Regions from separate parts of the Homo sapiens genome. Here region 1 is linked to region 2. Evidence: chromatin contacts called from ENCODE Hi-C or POLR2A ChIA-PET data. All regions are on one chromosome and are shown on one strand. Each heading gives the region's core, a stretch centred on a gene start or an enhancer-like site at or near the end of the contact. The rest is flanking DNA. Distances are from core to core; before and after follow the strand shown. Region 1 overlaps GPRC5B (G protein-coupled receptor class C group 5 member B). Region 2 overlaps VPS35L (VPS35 endosomal protein sorting factor like).

Evidence for each region. A loop is a pair of places that touch in the nucleus more often than their neighbours do. ChIA-PET counts read pairs that join two places held with the same protein, here RNA polymerase II (POLR2A).
Region 1: a loop to region 2 is called in a map with no recorded cell type, with 1.9 times the contacts of the local background. The contact joins two enhancer-like sites. A Hi-C loop is called at or near these places in 1 of 37 single-sample maps with no recorded cell type. POLR2A ChIA-PET finds 5 or more read pairs at or near these places in 5 of 52 experiments (AG04449, GM12878, HepG2 and 2 more).

Annotation. Positions count from the first base shown.
Region 1 is chr16:19,858,716-19,864,711 of GRCh38, forward strand. GPRC5B (G protein-coupled receptor class C group 5 member B) reads right to left here. Exons shown (of 4, transcript NM_016235.3): 3 at 3,122-3,258; 4 at 1-1,829. The coding sequence ends at 1,785. Among named protein-coding and RNA genes, the nearest start is that of GPRC5B, 23 kb to the right of the region's middle. RefSeq lists enhancers at 1-670, 1,944-2,525, 3,106-3,686. Within about 2 kb of position 3,321, at least 4 of the 41 ENCODE cell types and tissues checked have a DNase peak (open chromatin) inside an H3K27ac peak, as active enhancers do.
Region 2 is chr16:19,597,558-19,602,942 of GRCh38, forward strand. It overlaps VPS35L (VPS35 endosomal protein sorting factor like), which reads left to right. Exons shown (of 31, transcript NM_020314.7): 9 at 4,107-4,166. Among named protein-coding and RNA genes, the nearest start is that of VPS35L, 45 kb to the left of the region's middle. Within about 2 kb of position 3,999, at least 2 of the 41 ENCODE cell types and tissues checked have a DNase peak (open chromatin) inside an H3K27ac peak, as active enhancers do.

The DNA of each region.
Region 1 (5,996 bases), core at 2,071-4,570, 260 kb after region 2:
ACGCAATGACTGGAACGGGATTCTCTAGAAGCAAGCACATGCTCTGGGCAGAGGCGGGGTGCTTCCGGGGAGGTCAGGTGGGGGTGGCATTCTGGGGCCATGCGTTTTCTTCCCCATGCGTGGTAACACAAGGAAATGTACTAACTGTTAAGGAAAACTCGAAGGCGGGTCACACAGGGAGGGCCAGATTGGCCTTACTTTCCCCAGTGCTTTGCAAGGATGGGGTGGGGAGGGGAGACAGCAGAGACTAGGGCCTTGAGAAATATCAAAAGGTTTATTGAAACATACTCAGCTCAGACGTACTGGCTTATGAAGCGGTCAGTCCTCCCCCGGCCCCCAAACACTAACCTTTTTCATTTTTCTTTAAAGGTTAAAGGCTTATGGGTAGTTTTATAGAAAAAGCAATGTAGTGATTAGAGTATCTGCAGAAGGACCCACCCTCATTTATACATTCCATGCCGTCAGGTTAAAACTCTGCTTTGAATCGATGCTAGAGGTTATGCTGGCCAAACAGTGCAGAGAACATGGGGGCTTTGAATGGCCGAGATGTTCGAAATGCTAAATAACAAAGGAATGACTTGCTCAGGACAGATGGAAACCATGACAGAAACAATGGGCTTGGAAAAGGGCTGTTTTCATGGAACCTGCAGAAAAACCAAAACAAAATATCCCCCACACCCTCCAAAAGCAACAAGAAACCCTCATGTGATCCATTCCATCCAGGAATTTTCACCATAGCAACGGAAAGGACCCGAGGTGTCACTGCTTGTGAGGCAGCGAGAGGTCATCTCTGCATCCTAGTGGGAACCCCTGAAGCCCTGCTAGGTGACATCATCGCGGAAAACCTGCCGTGGTGCCTGCCTTCCAACCTGCCTCCCGGAGGGGCTTTCAGCTGGAGACCCCATTGGAGCTCTTGAAATGAATAAGGGAATAAAATTGGGAGAGGATTTGGAGATACACCCGTAAGTGTAGGAACAGGGCGAGATGATCAAGGGAAGAAGGGACTGCTGCCCCAAGCCAGAATATTTCTATGGCTCTACAAGGGAAGGGGCGGGGCCTGTGTTCTCACCATAGACACTAGAGCAAGAGCCCCATAGAAGGAACAGTGGTTGATCACTTTCCAAATGTGATGGTCACTTCATCACCCAGAGGGCCTCTTCTTTGGCACATGCCAGGGTCCCTCCACCTCTACTGGCTATAAAGCTCACCCCACGATTCAGTTGGGCCTCACCTTGGAATCCCACCCACAACCTCCTTAACTCTCCTGACCCCCCTGAAATGTGCAAACCACCAGGCAAGCCGGTGGCAAAGTCCCCATTTGTCCTCAACGCAACGGTCATCTCCAAGAGGCTACCTGGGGTCCAGCACTTGCTGGGGAGAGGTGATAAGAGTGGGAGCCCCCCACCTCCAACCAACACCAGTCTGGCCCACCAGCTGTGAATTTGGTTCTGTTCTACCCCCAGAGGATGAAACAGTCTTCCCAGCCACATTTTCCAGTGAGCCTAATACTATTTGCAATTAGCTTTGCTTTAGTTTGCGGGGATTGAGGTTGGTCTGGTATTACGTGTCTGTGTGTGTGGCAGGGGAGGGGCGGGCAGTCGGTGTTAGCTTTTCAGTTCGTCAGTGTTCACATTTACACGAAATCCCCTTGGCTAGGATTTCCAAATTTCCTGGCTGTGAGGCGGCCTGGTTCGGCAACTGTTACCGATTTCTCCCTCAAGAAAGACACAGCCAGGGAGGCAAATCGGTAAGAGAAATTCTGATTCTCTGGAACTTAAAGTCTTTCACCAAAGGTGTCTTCCTGTGTGACTTGGCGGAGCAGTTGGGATCTGGAATAACACATAAGGATAACACACTGAGAACTCTGTGCTTTGCAAAGTCAACACTAGAAACCGATGCGTAAACAACGCGGCAAAAATAAGTTACCTTGCTTTTACCTAGATGGGTCGAATAATTCCCAGGAGAGGCAGCAATGACTGTGAGTCATGCTGCTGTGGTTCTTGGGAAGCCCAGCTCCCTTTTCTATAACCATCCACCCGTAAGGAATGTAAGTTCAACTCATTCACTTTCAGTCTTGACTATTTTTTCACACACTGGCCTTGAAGGAACCAGGAGGGCTTAAGAGTGACGGATGGGGGCTTTTCTAAGCATATTTATTATAACACACAGGCCGAATGCTTGTGAATCAGGCTTTTCTTGGCTCGGGACAATAAAACAGCCCAGTCGTTGGCAGGGGGTTTTAAGAATGCAAATCTGTGATTCTGTCTTTGAGCCTGTTCCAAACCAATGCAAACCAATGCCTAGCATACCATTCAAAAGGCCAGGAAAACCTAAATTCCCTCTAGAGATCAAAGACCATCCCTGATTTACATAAAAAAAAAAAAAAAAAGAAGAATGCTCAGGTTGAGTTATGGAGTTGGAACATGATATAAAGAATGGAAACCCAATTTACACATGTAAACTGGCTCAGACCTTGTTTCTGAAAGAAGCATGTAGCTATGTTTGGAAATTAAATGTGGAGATGAGAGTGCATCTTTGGATTGCTGGAGAAACAAAATGGTGTCATTCCAAGGAGGCAAACGTAAACAATGACAATTCTGCTGAAGGTCTGTTTGGCATCAGATAGTAGTAAACCTGCTTCTGTGTTTGAGGGAGAGAAACAGTAACTGCTTCAATTTCTTAAGACATCTCTTAGGGAATGGGAGAACCTGGTACCCAGCTGGGGAGGAGTCAACAGAGGGGTGACCGGGGACCTTAAACTAGGCTGGATGTCAGCAAAATCTGCTAGGGGCGCTCCATCATTCTGGGCTTTTTCCAAAAGTCACCTCCCAGGGACAGAGTGAAAGCCAAATAATTCACTGGGTCCAACAGCCTCAAGGATTACAAACTCTTTCAAACGAATCTACAGATGGTTTTCTAAATAGAGGTGGGTATTCTGTGTGTGGAGAAAAGGGGTAGAAAGGGAAAGAAGAAAAATAAAAGCATTGCATGCGTTTGAGCTGTGGCGGTCCTTGCAGGCCACATGGGCAGCCTCCATGGAGGAGTATGTCCCTGTTGAAGCTGCTCCCCGACACCGTAGACTCCTAGGCTTCCTACCCCCACATCACATCTTGATACTTACGGTCCCACCGTTGAGCACGACGGCCATCTCAGTTGGCTGATACACGTTGCTTCTAAACGGAGCGCTGGGTCTTTTCCCCAAGCTGCCACTGGGTCTTTTTCCCAAGCTGCCGTTGGGAAATCCTGCTGTTCGGAGAGCTGGGGGAGGGAGGGATTGGCAAGACAACATTGCCAAAAAAAAGACACAATTTTGTTTTCTTCCCCTGCAACAACAGCGCGCTCCGGGCACCCCCATCCACCCAACCCAGTGGCTCCTCCCCTTTGTCACAAGCCTGATTCAAAACAAAAGTCACAAAGGGGCTTTGTTCTCAGGCTCTCTAGGAGCCTGACCCATCTCAGTGGGTTTGGGAAAAGCTGCTGTAGAGACCAGGGGAAGGAGGCCCATGGTTGGGCCTCTGGTTCCCCCTCCAAGCCACGCAGCCTCTGCAGGCCGCGGGTGACAGGCGCCTTCTCACTACAGAAAGCCATTCATGTAAAGTTCAGCATCACACTACTCAAAACTGCTTGCTGTTTCTGGACACACACTGAGGAGGAAGCTGCTAAGAGTCTTCACTGGAAAGTGACCAGGGATGAGAACAGGGGGACTCTAACCACATGTGTAGGGTTATTCCAAACAAGAATAAAAGGGAGACCTAAAGCCAAGATGGCATGTCGGCACTTTTTCCCTCTGAAAGATGGGTAAAACCGGTGTTTCTTATTTACTGAACTTTTAGAGATTTGAACTTCCTTTTTGTTAAAGAAAAGCTAACATGAAAAGACATGGAGGAATCTAACAAACAAAAAAAAAGGGTAGAAGCCGGGCGCAGTGGCTCAAGCCTGTAATCCCTAATCCTAGCATTTTGGGAGGCCAAGGCGGGTGGATCACTTGAGGTCAGGAGTTCGAGACCAGCCTGGCCAACATGGCAAAACCCCCTCTACTAATAATACAAAAATTAGCCGGGTATGGTGGTGCACACCTGTAATCCCAGCTACTCGGGAGGCTGCAGCACAAGAATCGCTTGAACCCGGGAGGTTAAGGTTGCAGTGAGCCAAGATTGCACCACTGCACTCCAGCCTGGTGAAATTGTGTCTCACACACAAAAAGTCTTCCCTGAAGGGAGCCACTTTTCTGGCTAAAAAGCAACAAGAGAGCTTGTTTTTGCTTTTGTTTGTTTGTTTTGCAAATTACTTGGGGCAGGGACCAAAATCACCTTAGTTATACAGTTAAGCTTCACAGAGCGCCAACCAGGAGCCAGGCACTGTGCAAAGTACTTTATATATATTAACCATTAACTCATTTAATTTTCTTTCTTTCTTTTCAACTCATTTAATTTTCATCGCACGATAGCTACTTTTTTTTTTTTTGACAAGTTATTGCTGTTGTCCAGGCTAGAATGCAGTGGCACGATCATAGCTCACTGCAGCCTTGAACTCCCAGGCTCAAGTGGTCCTCCTGCCTCAACCTCCAGAGTAGCTGGGACTACAGACACATGCCACCATGCGTGGCTAATTTTTTAATATTTTTTTTTAGAGACGGGGTCTCACTTTGTTGCCCAGGCTGACTATATGTACTTTCATTATGTCCACTTTGCTTGGGGCACTTTGCTTGGGGCCCAAGGTCACACAGCTGGTAAGGGGCACAGTCAGCATTGGGACCCAGGCAAGGAATCTGTGTTCTTTTTTTTTTTTTTTTTTTTTTTGAGACAAGAGTCTCGCTCTGTCGCCCAGGCTGGAGTGCAGTGGTGCAATCTCGGCTCACTGCAACCTCCACCTGCCAGATTCCAGCGATTCTCCTGCCTCAGCCTCCTGAGTAAAGTAGCTAGGACCACAAGCACGTGCCACCATGCCCAGCTAATTTTTGTGTTTTTAGTAGAGACAGGGTTTCACCATGTTGGCCAAGCTGGTGTCAAACTCCTGACCAAGTGATCCACCCACCTCGGCCTCCCAAAGTGCTGGGATTACAGGCATGAGTCACTGTGCCCAGCTGGCATTCGATTCTTATAGGACCTCAAACCCTACTGTGAATTGTGGATGTGAGGGATCTAGGTTGCACGCTTCTTATGAGAATCTAATGCTTGACAATCTAAGGTGGAACAGTTTCATCCTGAAACCGCCCCCCAACCCCCCCGCAACCTTGATCCATGGAAAGATTGTCCGTGGTGCCAAAAAGTTTGGGGACAGCTGCTTTAGCCTACTCACATTGGATTTTTTATTACTTGCAACTTACTTCAAGAAGCCCAACTAACACCCTACCCACACCTGGGCCAGAGACAAAGGCAAGCCAGGCTCACCCACCTTGCTTAGGACCTCTCCTAAGACAAGAGGTCCCCTTAGGAATCAAAGCTCAAATGGCTGGATGCCAGCCTTTTCTTGCATAGACCCTGCATGTGATGCCAGGCTGGCCTTGCCCCCAAAGCCAACTCGGGGCCTTCTAGCAAGAAGCAAAAAGTTGTTTTAAATAGGCCTTGGCCCTAATGAGATCTGACAGCCCAAAGCCCCTAATAGAGGAAAGAACACTTTTCTTTCTTGCTCTGTTGAAAGCCAACATTTCATGTGCCTTGTTAATGCTTTCCAAGATGTGATTCGAGGTGCTACATCTCTCAGTGTATTTTAATCTTTTATCACATACCTTATGCCTTGTTGATACTTACTAATAAGCAGCAGGTGGGTGAAGTTGTATCTATCTGAGGTCTCACTCAGTGGAAGGATATAGGGTGTGGAGGCTTCTGGGGCTTGGCAAAGCCACAGGCCAGCCTGGAGAATGCCCTTCCCACCGCATGAGCATGTCAAGGATGGACTCTCAAAGGAAGAGAGCCCAAAAGGCTAAAATGCAAGAGAAACTGGGCCAACCATAGCTCCTGGGCACCGGCGATTCTGTGAGACCCAAGGGCTCAAGG
Region 2 (5,385 bases), core at 2,749-5,248:
TTTTGAATTTTGAACCAAGGGAATGTTTTACCTATTCAAAACCAAACATTCACACAGAGTAGCTGCTTTCAGCACTTCCCAAGGTCCCTGTCCTTCCTCTCCACTTCAGAATGGTGTTCCCACGGTGCTGTTGTTTAAGTCTATTGTGAATAATATTCCTCAGGACTGTTGAGGCAGCCTGCATGGACAGATGCTCAAAGAGTCTTTATTAAGGTTTGGGGCTAATGAGTGTTCACTTTATAAAAAAGGAGTGAAACCCTGACTTGCTTGGTGGAAATGTGGAGTCCTGAGCTCCATTTTTCTGCACATGGTCATTACTCTGCTCTAAAAGAAGATGCATGACAGTATAGGGACAGGTGTTTCATGGTTGTTGACATCATTGACAAGAGGGTCAGAGCATCTTGCTGTGCCAGGGATGCAGGCTAAGGCCCCAGCATCCACAGAGACTGGCATGCACAGTGGGAAGACGTGTGCCTGGTTTCTGCTGGGATTTCACTGGAGGCATTGGGTACAGAGGTGGGCTTCTGGCTTCAGTGCCTGCGTCTCCTGTTTCAGGGTTGTGTGAACTTGAGCCTCAGTTTCTCCACCTGTAGAATGGGGCTATCGTAGACCCTGCCTCTAAGGGTTTCTGGAGAGGATTAAATGAGAGGATTCATAGGAAGTATAATGTCTTTCCTTTTCTAAGAGCTTGCTGGCAGGATTAAAGTAAATGACCTTGAATAGTGCTTGGCACAAAGTAAGTGCTCAGAAAATGCTAGCTGTTACCACTGTTATTATTTATCTCTTTTAGTGTCTTTGATTTGTAAGAAAGCAAATCAAGACAGGAAATAAATCTAGGATCAAGTGTTATTTCTCAAAATAGTTGTCTACTAGCTTAATAGACAAATCACTTTTTTCAGTAAAACTAATTTTGTAGTTAAAAGATCCTTAAAATATGAAAGTGAGGCCCAGTACAGTGGCTCATATCTGTAATCCCAGCACTTTGGGAAGCCAGTGCAGAAGGATTGCTTGAGCCCAGGAGTTCAAGACCAGCCTGAGCAATATGGTGAGACCTCGTCTCTACGAAAAATTTAAAAGTTAGCCAGGCAAGGTGGTGTGCGCCTGTGGTCCCAGCTACTCAGGAGGCAGAGGTGGGAGGAGCCCCTGAGCCCAGGAAGTTGAGGCTGCAGTGAGCTGTGATTGCTCCACTGCACTCCAGCCTGGGTGACAGAGCAAGATTCTGTCTCTTAAAAAAAAAAAAGTGAAAAAGAATGTGGAGATGAAATTTTTTTTAAAAAAAAGAAAGCTAGTTTTAGAGGGATGGCAACTTTCGTGTAGGAAATAAAGGTGTTTTGTGCTGGGTTCATTCTGTGCACCATGGGAGGTGAGAAGTTATGCAGCCACCTAGTGTGGTTTGCTGTGTGATGGTCCGAGGTAACATTGCATGCATCCCTAATGCCAGGGTTCTGGGGTCATCACAAGGGAGGCCTCTCTCTACACGAGGTGTGGCGCTATAGGGAACCCAGAGCCGCTGATAAGGAAAGCTCGTTCTGCCAGGAGGAAAAAGGCAGGTGGCTTTGAGAACTGGGGCTTGTTCTCTAAGGCCTTCCAGGGGCTTCTAAATGGAGCCAGTGGTTTGGAGCAGTGCTTCTCATACTCAGCTGCACATTGAAATCACCTGGGCAGCTTTACAAACACCCACAAAGTCCCAGCTGCATCCAGACCATTTAGAAGAGGACCTCTGAGGATGGACACAGACATCCACATATTTTCAATAGTCCCAGGTGCTTGGAGTCTGCAGCCCAGTTGGAGAAGCACTGGCTCAGAGGGAAAAGGGAAGTTTGTTGCTATTTCTGTAGATTCCAGAGGCAAGGCAAGTTTTAGCTCAGAGACCCACTGGTGTCTGCCTAAATCAGTGGTTCTCACATTTCAGCATGTATAAGGATTTCCCAGCAAGGTTATTCAGAAATCCATATTCCTAGTCCTCATCCTCCAAAATACTTTTTTTTTTTTTTTAAAGACAGTGTCTCACTCTGTTGCCCCAGGCTGGAGTGCAGCGGCACAATCATAGCTTCTATCTCTGCCTCTCAAGTAGCTGGGACTACACGCGTGCACCACCACGCCTGGCTATAAAATATTCTTTTCCAGTAGCTCTAAGGTGGGCACCAGGAATCTGCATTTTCAACAAGTGCCTTCAGGAAATTTTAATGTAGGTGGTCCAAGGCCAGGTGTGGTGGCTCACACCTATAATCCCAGCACTCTGGGAGGCTAAGGCAAGCAGATCACTTGAGCCCAGGAGTTCAAGACCTGCTTGGGCTGGGAATATAGGGAAATCCCATCTCTACAAAAAAATAATTAGCCAAGCATGGCAGCGCATACCTGTGGTCCCAGCTACATAGGAGGCTGAGGTGGAAGGATTGCTTGAACCCAGGAGGTGGAGGCCGTAGTGAGCTGTGATCACGCCACTGCACTGCAGCCTGGTGCCAGAGTGAGACCCTGTCTAAGTGAATGAAGGAATGAATGTAGATAGGAAGGTATTTAGGTAGGTGGCTCATACTAGGAGAAGCACCTGGGTGGAACCTCTTAGCTTGGCTGGCTTCCTTCACTTAATCCTGCCTGATCCCACGTTCTTTAACCTGAAATGATCTTTGTATTTTCCTGTCTCTTTTTCCATGTATGGACAAGCTGTGTTGTTCTTTATTGCCCTGAATAAAGGGTTATGAAAAAAAAAAAAAAATCTCATAGAGGGAAATACTTTCACATTGAAGGTGACTTAGGAGAGCTTAGAAAATGAATAAGGACTCTAATTTTTTACTTCCACATATTGATAACATTTTGAAAATACATGCACAGAATAAATAAAACTTTTGATACCAGTTTAGGGGTCCAGGCTGCCTACCTGTTGTGTAGAGTTTTATTGGAACGCAGCCACATCAATTTGTTTGCACATTGTGGCCACTTTTATGCTACAGTGGCAAAGATGAGTCGTCAGGAAAGTGACCCATGACCTACAAAACCTCTAGTATGTTCATCCATCCAACAAATATTGAGTACCCCCTGTGTGCCAGGCACTGATCAGTACTAGGAATATGTCAGTGAACAAAACAAGCACAAATCTCTGCCTTTGTGGAGCTTGCATTCTAGTTGAATCTCAAATTCTGAGGCTTCTAGGGACCAGGCAGGTCACATAAAAGAGTGAAAAGCACGCTGATGATGAGAGACAGTAGGGGGTGGTTGAGACTGGCAAACTGGTTAGTGTATATGCCATTTCAAGGGGCAGCTACTAATTTGCTCTAGCTGTGTTATCCTATAGAGATATCGCCACATTTTTGACATATTTTATGTGAAGAAGGAGAAAATATGGCATGTGAGTTCTCCCAAGTTGTAGAGTTTGTTTTAGTTTTTGTGTTTGAGACAGGGTCTTGCTCTCTCACCCAGGCTGGAGGGCAGTGGGTGATCATGGCTCACCGCAGCCTTGAACTCCTGGGCTCAAGCAATCCTCCCACCTCAGCCTCCCAAGTAGCTGAAACTACAGGCGTGCACTGCCATGCCTGGCTAATTTTTAAATTTTTTGTACATACCCTGTCTCACAGTGTTGCCCAGGCTGCTCTTGAACTCCTGGGCTCAAGCAGTCTTCCTGCCTCGGCTTCCCAAAGTGCTAGGATTACAGGTGTGAGCCACTATGCCCAGCCTCTTCCAGTTTTTACGTGTTGGTAACCAATTCAAAAAATGTTAAAACACTTTGTGGGCTGTTGTGTGTTGTGGAGTGGCCATGCACAACTGGTCACAGGCTGGATTCAGCCCGTGGGCTGCCTGTTTTCACCTCTGGCCTAGCATGGAGTGTGGACCATCGTCTGAGTGGATGGAGATACTTGAGACTCCTTTAGATTCCAAAGGGTAAAACGATCACTTTTCTGCCTTTCAAAGAAAGTAAAAGTCTACTGGAAAAACTAAAAACAAAACAAAAAAAATGTGGCTTAAAATCTGTCCCACCAGGTGGCAGCATACCATCACAAGTTAAAGCCTGTCTGGGCGATGATAGCTCTGGGTCCCTAATTAACAAACATTTATTTACTGTTTGCTCCTGAAGAGTGTGATACTAACACCATCTGTCCTTTTCCTCCCAGGAAAGCTCGTGTACGAGCGCATCTTTTCCATGTGTGTGGATAGCCGCAGCGTCTTACCAGGTAATGTCGCAGCTGTTCCTGGGGTGTCATTCTGCCCTGGAGTCAGGACTAGAAGGCTTTTATTGAGTCAGGATTCATTGAAGCTTGATAAAGGTTTTAATTTTGGGTGTGTTAAAGTAAAAGAAACACCTTTGAAGATTTCTGATCACCTCAGTCTTCTAAAAACATTAGAAGGTTTCTAAATGGCCCGTGTAGGAACTCAGGCAAGTCATTTGAATCTGCAAAGGCCTCACAGTTAGATTCAGCCAAACTTTCACACGAACATATTTTCCTCTGCTGCTTGACTTTAATATTTTTCCTATGTATCGTTCCCTCCTAAGAAGCAACTTGCTTGGAAAAAAAAATCAAAAACGACTTTATGCATATTAAAGAATGATGTCAAATAGATCAATAGTAATTGATGCTTTGAATTCACAATCTATACCCAAATGATTTTGCATTAAATTGACTGTCAATCAAGTTTAAATTCCCAGGAGGTTATAATGGGACAAGTGGATGATGAATTTCTTTTGTCGTATAAATGGTAAGAATGATGTGTCTGGCAATGCAGGACTCTCAGCTGCAGCATCCTTTGCCTTTATTCCTCTTTTTAACTTCCGAGCACTGCTATGAGGAAACGTTCTCATCCGTCCAAGCTAGAGCAACCAGCTTGCTCCATTGCCGCTCCACTTCCCTCCGCTCCTGCAGTGGGGCTTCCCAGGAGGTGAATAGAAAGTGTTTGTGACAGTAACCTATAACCTGACCTATATTCTTCCTTCTTTCCTCTTTCCTTTATTCCTCCCTCTCTCTCCTCCTCTCTCTTCCTCTCCCTCCTCCTCTCCCACCCTCTCCTTTTCTCTCTCCTTCTGCTTCCTATCTGTCCATCAATCGATCAATTTATCTTTATTTAATTTTTTTGAGATGGACTCTTGCTCTGTCACCCAGGCTGCAGGGCAGTGGCACAATCTTGGCTCGCTGCAGCCTTCGCCTCCCGGATTCAAGCGATTCTCCTGCTTCACCCTCCTCAGTAGCTGGGACTACTGGTGCCTGCCACCACACCTGGCTAATTTTTGTATTTTTAGTAGAGACAGGGTTTGTACCATGTTGGCCAGGCTGGTCTCAAACTCCTGACCTCAAGTGATTCATCCGCCTCGGCCTCCCAAAGTGCTGGGATTATAGGCATGAGCAACCGTGCCCGTCCCTTTTTTTTTTTTCTATTTAATATTTTTACTTTTTCATC